Linked DNA regions of Homo sapiens: region 2 is linked to region 1. A link is a contact called in ENCODE Hi-C or POLR2A ChIA-PET data. All regions are on one chromosome and are shown on one strand. The core of a region is the stretch at or near the end of the contact, and the rest is flanking DNA. Distances in the headings are between cores, read along the strand shown. Region 1 overlaps MET (MET proto-oncogene, receptor tyrosine kinase). Region 2 holds the start of MET (MET proto-oncogene, receptor tyrosine kinase).

Region 1 (4,018 bases), core at 885-3,384:
TCTCCCTATGTAGAGGCTAGACCCAAGGTAGAAGCATTTGCCAGGATTGACAAACGATAGCCTGTTTTTATATTCTCAACAAGTGAAAACTTATTTTGTTTATATTTTTTTCCCTTTTTATACAGTTAAACACTCACATGCACGCACACACACACACACACACACACACACACACAGGCCACAGGGACCCTATGGCCCTCAAAGACTAGCATATATTCTATCTAGCCCTTTCCCAAAAAACATGTGCCAACCCCTGCATTAGAGAATAGTGTAAAATAATAGTGGACAGATAACAGGTCCACAAATTTTGGAGAGCCATGGATGACCTTACTTATGAACTTAAGTAATTCTCTTCAATAGGTGTGAGTGTTTCCATTTTACAGATGATGAAATTGAGGCTCATTGATCTAAACAATTGGATTTTGTCTTCATAGGCATTATGAGGGCTTACTAGACCAACAATAGTGATAATAATAACTGTTTAGTTGCACAAGGCAGGGATTTATGTCTTTTTTATTTGCTGCCATATCCTTCAGCACCTAGAACAGTCTGTCACATGGTATGGTATTATATTCATTTTCCAGAGCTCCCATAACAAATTACCACAAACTGGGTGGCTGAAAACAACAGAAATTTATCCTCACATGGTTCTGGAGGCCAGATGTCTGAAATCAAGGCATCAGCCAGGGCCATGCTCCCTCTGGAGGCTCTAGGGAGGACTCCTTCCTTGCCTCTTGCAATTCTGGTGTCCCAGGCATCTTAGGTTGTGGCAGCTTTACTCCCCTCTCTGCCTCCATCTTTATGTGGCAGTCCACCATGTCTCTCTGTGTCCCCTCTTCTTATAAGGACAACAGTCATTGAATTCAGGGCACTCACTAAATCCAGGATGATTTCATCTCAAGATCCTTAACTAATCACATATCAAAGAGCCTATTTCCAAATAAGGTCACGATCTGACTTTCCAGGTGGACATGAATTTTGGGAAGACATTATTCGGCCTACTGTAGGTCTTCTAAATGAAGTGACCATTTAATATGTTTCTGGCACTGGATTCATTTCATTTAAGCCTCAAAACAAATCTGTTATGTAGATATGTGTTTTCCCACTTTACAAGTGAAGAACTGAGGTTTAGAGATCTAGGAATCCTAAAGCTGCACAGCCAGGAAGGGCAGGGCCACCCCTGACCCAAGTTCTCTGCTAGGTTAGCATGGTTGTCACAGGACAAGCTGAGAAGGTATTTAGGGAGCATTACACTAAAAAGTTGTAGAAGTCGGCTTAAGGAAGAAGATTCTAAAATCAAAGGAATCAGATTGTAGGAGGCCATGTAGGCAATTTCCTTTAATTCAATAGAAGAGAGTATAAGAATCAGCCAGGCATGGTGGCTCATGCCTGTAATCCTAACACTTTGGGAGGTCGAGGTGGAAGGATTGCTAGAGCCTGTGAATTCAAGACCAGCCTGGGCAACATGGCAAAATCCCATCTCTACAAAGAAATACAAAAATTAGCCAGGTATTGTGGCACATGCCTGTAGTCCCAGCTACTCTGGATGCTGAGGAGGGAGGATCTCTTGAGCCCAGAAGGGAAGAGGTTGCAGTGAGCCAAGATTGTGCCACTGCACTGCCGCCTGGGTGACAGAGCCAGAGCCTTTCAAGCAAGCAAGCAAGAGGGAAGGAGGGAGAGAGGGAGAGAGAGAGAGAGAGAGAGAGAGAGAGAGAGAGAGAGAGAGAGAGAGAGAGAAAAGAAACGGAGAGAGAGGGAGGGAGGGAAGGAAGGAGGGAAAAAGAGAGAAAGAAAGAGAAATATGAAAGAAAGAAAGAGTAAGGAAGGAAAGAAAGAAGGAAAGAAAGAAAAAGAAAAGAAAGAAAGAGAAAGAAAGAAAGAAAGAAAGAAAGAAAGAAAGAAAGAAAGAAAGAAAGAAAGAAAGAAAGAAAGAAAGAAGATATGAACAATAAAGGAAAGACTCAAAGATGGTTCAGATCTCAAACTTACGGAGAGGGTAGCTATTGATGCATTGAGAAATAGGAAGCTGGAAGAGGAAATCAGTTTGGAGAGAAAAGTGATGGCTTTGAACATCATCAATGGCGTATTCAAACATAGCTTGAAGGCATTTGCAGAGACAGGGCTGGTCCTCGGAAGAGATGGCAACGGGGTGTGTAGAGTTAGGTCATCACCACGAGGCTGTGAGGGCAGAGCCACAGTAGCTTCCATCACCTTGTGAATCACCAGTGCTCAGCCCGTGGCTGGCTGGCCGGATGCCTGCTTATGCTGTGCTCCCGGCTGTCTGGCTGCACACACAACCGCAGAGCATGCCCTCTCTGGCTAGGGCAGAAAGAAATTGAAGCCTCTTAAATTTTGCCCCCCCCAGCTTTGCTCCCTTGCTAGGACTTCCAGGCCATGACTATTGAAGCCATAGGGCAGGATTACTTCCTCAAGAGGCGTTAGTGGAAACAGATGTGTTGAGGAAGCCTCTTTCTTTTCAACTGTGCCCTGAGCACATCAGATGGAGTCCTCTTCATAGCACAAAACAACTTGGTCAGATTCTTAGGGTTTGACCACAGCACCCTAACAGCCTGGCCGTGCATTAAGGACCCCAAAGAGAAGGATCTGCTTTGCCAGAGAGCTGACTCTTCTGTATTTTACAGACAATTCTGAATTCAATGTCAACATCTTAGACATCTCAGTACAGACAGTAAAGAGTTAAAATATGTCTATAAGAAACAGCGCCAGACCCTGAAATTGAAAGCTCTGTGCCTCCCTGCGTGCAGTCAGTTCCACACTGTCCTCTCTCCCAGTTCTATTTAATAAAAAAAACACATGAGTGAAATTTAGGGAAATAAGAATTCCTGAAATTAAAGCAATTAAGTTTTCAGTCAACTGTATGAAAAGCTCTAGACAAAGAGGTACTTTCTATTTCAAAATATGTATTTCCCAGAAAACCATTACCATATCTAGCTAGAATTTCTACAAAGAATGATTATGAATAAAGTATATATTCAAATGCTTCTGGTAATTTAGTCATGGTCAAAGAGGAGAGAAAGGTGATACAAGTGAACTGGCAAAGATTTTACAAGATAGTACATTTTTAAAAATTTTATTTGCAAGACTGATTTAAATTATCTATAGATGAGCTAAATCTGTCCTATAGATCAATTAAATGAATCACTATTTTAAATATATCACATTCTTAATTACACTGAATTAAATATAATTACATATTCACTGCATACATCATAATGTTAATTAGGGGAAACATTTTGAATCAAATATATTGAGATATATAGCACTTCAATTTTCTTTTTATAAAAAAAGCTATATGACTAAGTCAGGTAAAAAGAATCTGGCAAGTACTCATAGAAAGCTAAAGGAAGACTAGATTAATTGATGTATCACATCAAGGCTTACAAATTGTAGAGGAATTCCTATTCTTTAACTCTATGACAGTATATAAGACTTTGGGCTAAGGAAGCAAGTTTGCAACAAGTTTTTAAAAAATAATAAAACAGGAGGCAGGGCACGGTGGCTCACACCTGTAATCCCAGCACTTTGGGAAGCCGAGACAGGTGGATCACAAGGTCAGGGGTTCAAGACCAACCTGGCCAAAATGGTGAAACCCAGTCTCTAATAAAAATACAAAAAAGTTAGCCAGATATGGTGGCGGGCACCTGTAGTCTCAGCTATTCAGGAGGCTGAAGCAGGGAATTGCTTGAACCCAGGAGGCGGAGGTTGTAGTGAGCCGAGATCACGCCACTGCACTCCAGCCTCGGCGACAGAGCTAGACTCCATCTCAAAATAAATAAATAAATAAAAATTTTAAAAAATAAATAAAATAAATAATAAAACACATTGTTTACCATTGTTTCTCAGAGACATACGATTATTTTAGAAGTGGATAAGCCTTTTTTTTTTATACTTTAAGTTTTAGGATACATGTGCACATTGTGCAGGTTAGTTACATATGTATACATGTGCCATGCTGGTGTGCTGCACCCACTAACTCATCATCTAGCATTAGGTATAT
Region 2 (4,547 bases), core at 1,497-3,996, 45 kb before region 1:
TGAAATCCAGGTTGTTTGGTTCTAAAACTCTTAACTATTATGCTCAACTCAGTCTTGGAGATGTTGTTCCCAATTTGAGGGGTCTATCAGTTTTAATTGCTTTCAGCTGCAGGTGACAGAAGTCCCAGCTACCAGTGTCTAGAACAAGTTTTGTTTTTGTTTTTTTTCCACAAAACAAGAAATCTGGAAGCAGGTGTCTACTGGCAGTAGGGCTGTACCTCAGCAATGTCAGCACCAACTTCTGCATGCTGGTCACAAGATGGTTAGTTCTTCACTGGGCATCATATATGAAATCAAGAAGCAAGAAAGGAAAAGGGGTGGCACCAGCCTTAAACCCTTTCCCACAAGGCCCCATCAGACTTCAACTTATACCTCATTACCAGAATGACATCACATGGCCATGTCTAGCTGCAAAGGAGTCTGGGAAAGCAAATATTTCTCTTTTCAAGCCCCAAGAGTGGAGGCAGGAACAGGAAAATCTCGTTGGGAACAGATGCTGGCTTAGCCAGCCAACAGTGTGGACCACAAGAGATTTGGTTTGGTTAAGAAAATACCAACAGAACTTCATCATACAGTGTATCACCCATGACATGAACCCAAGGAAAGTTAAATAGCAACAATTAAAAGTTTGCTGCAAAACCAAAATTGAATTATAGAACTCCTATTACCTTTTAAAATATCTGTTTCCATTCATTTCCAAAAATCTGAAATTATCTGTAAACATTTTCCCAATCAAATCTGTCTAGGTAGTGTGTAAAAATTACTTGACCTTCACACACCCAGATACTTTTAGTTATGCTATTGTTAGTTATGTTATTTCATAAAATGTTATCTCCTTATTTACAGTTGATAAATGAAATGATGATTTTCAATACAGTTTCAAAACTGGATTGAAATTTTGTTAGTTATTAGAAACTAGAAAGTTTCAGTGCTGAAAATACACAACGGGTTGTTTGTATTTATCATCTATTTTATTTTCCAGTTTGCATTGGCTTTTCTGGGTCTTTCTACAACTTTAATTGTAAATTTTTTCTTTTATATTTTTATCATGGCACTCAAACTCAGAAAACCTGTTAAGGCAACTACATAATGTGATCTAAAAATCCAGTTAACATATTGCTATGGAAACCAGGAAATAGAAACAGCACTCTAATCATTCCTTTAGACAACTATGGCTCTGTGTGTGTGTGTGTGTGTGTGTGTGTGTGTGTGTAAAACTTTTTAAATTCATTAATTTATTCATCTTTTATTGAAAGCTGTTACTGAACCCAAAATCTGTAATTGATCTGTCCATAAATAGGCCCAGTGCCTTATTACCAGTAAATTAGTGTTTTTTAATGAGCTATAGTCATTGATAAATTATGCCATGCCGTATCAGGAAATCTCCAGTCAGGCCGCGTTGTTTATTTAGCCTGCTGAGGCCTCTTGGTATGGTGTGAAGGACACCTGACTGGGCTGAAAGCTAAGTTCTAACTTTGCCCCTCTTACTAACCAGCTATGTGACTCTCCTGGGAACTTTTAGGGACTCAGTTTCTTTACCTGCAAAATGGTTCAATGCAAGACTTTAGTAACGTAATGGGAACTTTCCTTTTCCATAAAACTGGGGAATCAAGAGGTAATCTCTTTTGAGGACTGAAATCACTCTTATGTAACCTCTGGTTACATTATCATTTCCAAGTGCCTGGCACTTGGGAAATGATAACTATTCTTACTACATTTTTCTATGTTTCATTCTGTAGTAAATAAGAACTGAACCTGCATAGTAACTGTTATTTTAACCCATGACTTTCAATAACGAAGATATCTATGTCTCATTATCTATTGCCATGATTGAACAAGTTGGTATGAGAGCCGGAACGAACTCAAGTTCTAACCGGCAATGCCCGTTCCTTAGATCCTATTACCTTTGAGTGTTCATTTACTCTTGTAGGTGCCAATTTTTATAGCGAAATACAAAGTTATCCCAACACAATTACTCCTAATAGAGTTCACCGAGGCCCCAAAAGCTCTTTTTTAAAAATCATCATAAGATTTCAACATTCAAGAATTAAACTTTTGTTCTGTTGTGCTTATTCATCGCTATTTGCCCAGTTATTTAATCAGCCTGCTTCCGGCTATGGAAAAAAAAAAAAAGAAAAAAAGAAATGGAAGTCTCCTCAGGGTTAAACTCCTCTGTTGTTCTTCCTTGCAGAAATTTGAGTTATTATAGTAGAGGATAATCGTTGCATAATGAAATCATTGGGACAATTCGTCCATCCACTTCTACCTCCGCCTCTAACAATGAACTCCTTGTTTCTGCGGTGCCCAAATCTCTCTAAACCCGGGTGGGCGCGGGGCGGTTAGCGGAGACGTGGGAGAGGCCGAGAGCAAAGCTCGCGCCCTTCCCGGGGTCAGCGAGCGGGGTGCCAGGAGGGTGCGCGCCCTGCATCTGAGCCCGGGGTGACACTCGCCTCCCAAGCGCCAGGAGGGGGAGACTCGGTCCCGCTTATCTCCGGCTGTGCTAACTTCAGACTGCCTGAGCTGGGGGAGGAGAGCGCGCAGCCAGGGCGAGAAAACTTCTCCACCTAGAAAGTTTCACCTTGTCGTGGGCGGGGCAGAGGCGGGAGGAAACGCGACCCCCGCGGGGCCAGGCGCGGCGCGGACGGCAGGAAGGGCGGGGGCCGATTTCCCTCTGGGTGGTGCCAGTCCCCACCTCAGCGGTCCTCGGAACCCGCGGACTAGGGGACGGACAGCACGCGAGGCAGACAGACACGTGCTGGGGCGGGCAGGCGAGCGCCTCAGTCTGGTCGCCTGGCGGTGCCTCCGGCCCCAACGCGCCCGGGCCGCCGCGGGCCGCGCGCGCCGATGCCCGGCTGAGTCACTGGCAGGGCAGCGCGCGTGTGGGAAGGGGCGGAGGGAGTGCGGCCGGCGGGCGGGCGGGGCGCTGGGCTCAGCCCGGCCGCAGGTGACCCGGAGGCCCTCGCCGCCCGCGGCGCCCCGAGCGCTTTGTGAGCAGATGCGGAGCCGAGTGGAGGGCGCGAGCCAGATGCGGGGCGACAGCTGACTTGCTGAGAGGAGGCGGGGAGGCGCGGAGCGCGCGTGTGGTCCTTGCGCCGCTGACTTCTCCACTGGTTCCTGGGCACCGAAAGGTAAAATTGCAGCCCCTTTCAGATCCAGTACCCAATCCCTCGCCTCAGGGGTTCTGCTTTCTTTGTTCCCCTAAGAGACCTGACTGCTGTTCCAGGGGGCAAAACCACGTAGGTGGGCTAGAGTTTAGGGGCTTCGGAAACTGAAGAGACGTGGCCACGGCGAGGACGAAACTAGAATGGGGCTTGTCTTTTTAGGGGGTTGCTTCTGATGGCCACCTGTATGACTTAGGAGGGAGAGGGGCGCTGGGACAGTGGGTGATGTGTGACTGTTACGGCCCAGCAAGTTTTAAAGCTGGGATCTGACTCAGCCCTTACAAAAGGGATCCGGTCATCCTCGTCCCACCGTGATGCAGCTGGCAAGGTTTGAGCCGAGCTGTTTCCTTGTTCCCAGCCTTGCTTTATCTGTGTTATGTTGGGGTCCTTCCAAGGGGCAGGTGTTTCTGTGAAAGTCTGAATTCATTTCTGGCAATCACGCGGGGCTTGTGATCCATCAATTTTCCATCGTACCTTATCTCTTTCTGGGGCTTGTGGTGGACATCTATCTTATTAGGTGAAATAGATTATAACCAGAGGCTGAGCGATGTGGCCAGTCGTAGTGCTGACCCGATAATTAAAGCACCAGTGAAAGTACTTTCCCTGACTATTGTCAATGCAGAATTTACTCCGAAGTACGGTTTCCCATTCATATCTTTCATGTTTTAAAAGAGCCATTTGCTAATTTGGCAGTTGGAGAGGGCTCCAATGGCTCACGCATGAATAGTTGCCCAGTGTATTTTACCTTATCACAGTTTTATGTTCAAAGGAGCCCTCGGGCAGAATGAAATATTGTCAACTCTCTTAGGCAAAATAATCAAGATACTTTAATTGCTATGTTAAGATGGTCCATGAATGTGAGAGGATTGTAAGAACTGACGTTGGAGGCAATATAGACTATCTGGACCCTCTCTTGAATTTTAAGAAGACTGTTCACATTCTGTAGCTTTGGGTGGGGGTTTATTCTGTCGCTTTCATCAGCCAGACACATGCACATTGCCATGCAAATGGATTCAGAAAAACATTATATTCCCTTACAGCTAAACTATTATAGCTGACTAATGAATTTTTTCTGCATGAAGATGATCTGAAAATGATGTACATCATGTTTCTCTGTGCTACAGGGACATAAATTGCATTTTTATGTAAACAGTGTAAGTGGTGCTTGGATTATTTACAGGTACATAGCTTTCCTTCCTTGATCTAAGCTAATTGAGCTTTGTTTTGAACGTGTAAACTTCCATAATGGAACATAAGTGAGGTACTTTGGTTCCTATCATTTGCAAGTCTGTGGTGTATTCAATGTTCATTCTTTTTGAACTGCTGAATAACAGAGGGAAAATTTACATCATTCATAAGAAATTTTGGTAGTACAAAAATGTGTCT

What was found. Hi-C counts contacts between places; a loop is a spot of excess contacts on that map. ChIA-PET counts read pairs that join two places held with the same protein, here RNA polymerase II (POLR2A). Pooled maps may share reads with other maps.
Region 2: a loop to region 1 is called in a map of MCF 10A, with 5 times the contacts of the local background. The contact joins the promoter of MET here to the enhancer-like site in region 1. A Hi-C loop is called at or near these places in 11 of 168 maps with a recorded cell type or tissue (Caco-2, Calu3, IMR-90 and 8 more) and 6 of 50 pooled maps. POLR2A ChIA-PET finds 5 or more read pairs at or near these places in 8 of 52 experiments (A549, H1, MCF 10A and 5 more).

What each region holds. Positions count from the first base shown.
Region 1 is chr7:116,714,602-116,718,619 of GRCh38, forward strand. The region is part of intron 2 of MET (MET proto-oncogene, receptor tyrosine kinase); the gene reads left to right. Among named protein-coding and RNA genes, the nearest start is that of COMETT, 29 kb to the left of the region's middle. Within about 2 kb of position 2,135, at least 7 of the 41 ENCODE cell types and tissues checked have a DNase peak (open chromatin) inside an H3K27ac peak, as active enhancers do; they include Panc1, gastrocnemius medialis and psoas muscle, where a contact is called at or near this core.
Region 2 is chr7:116,669,450-116,673,996 of GRCh38, forward strand. It overlaps MET (MET proto-oncogene, receptor tyrosine kinase), which reads left to right and starts at 2,747. Exons shown (of 21, transcript NM_000245.4): 1 at 2,747-3,128. All of the region lies in intron 1 of COMETT (cytosolic oncogenic antisense to MET transcript), which reads right to left. RefSeq lists silencers at 2,355-2,404, 2,535-2,664, 2,725-2,914.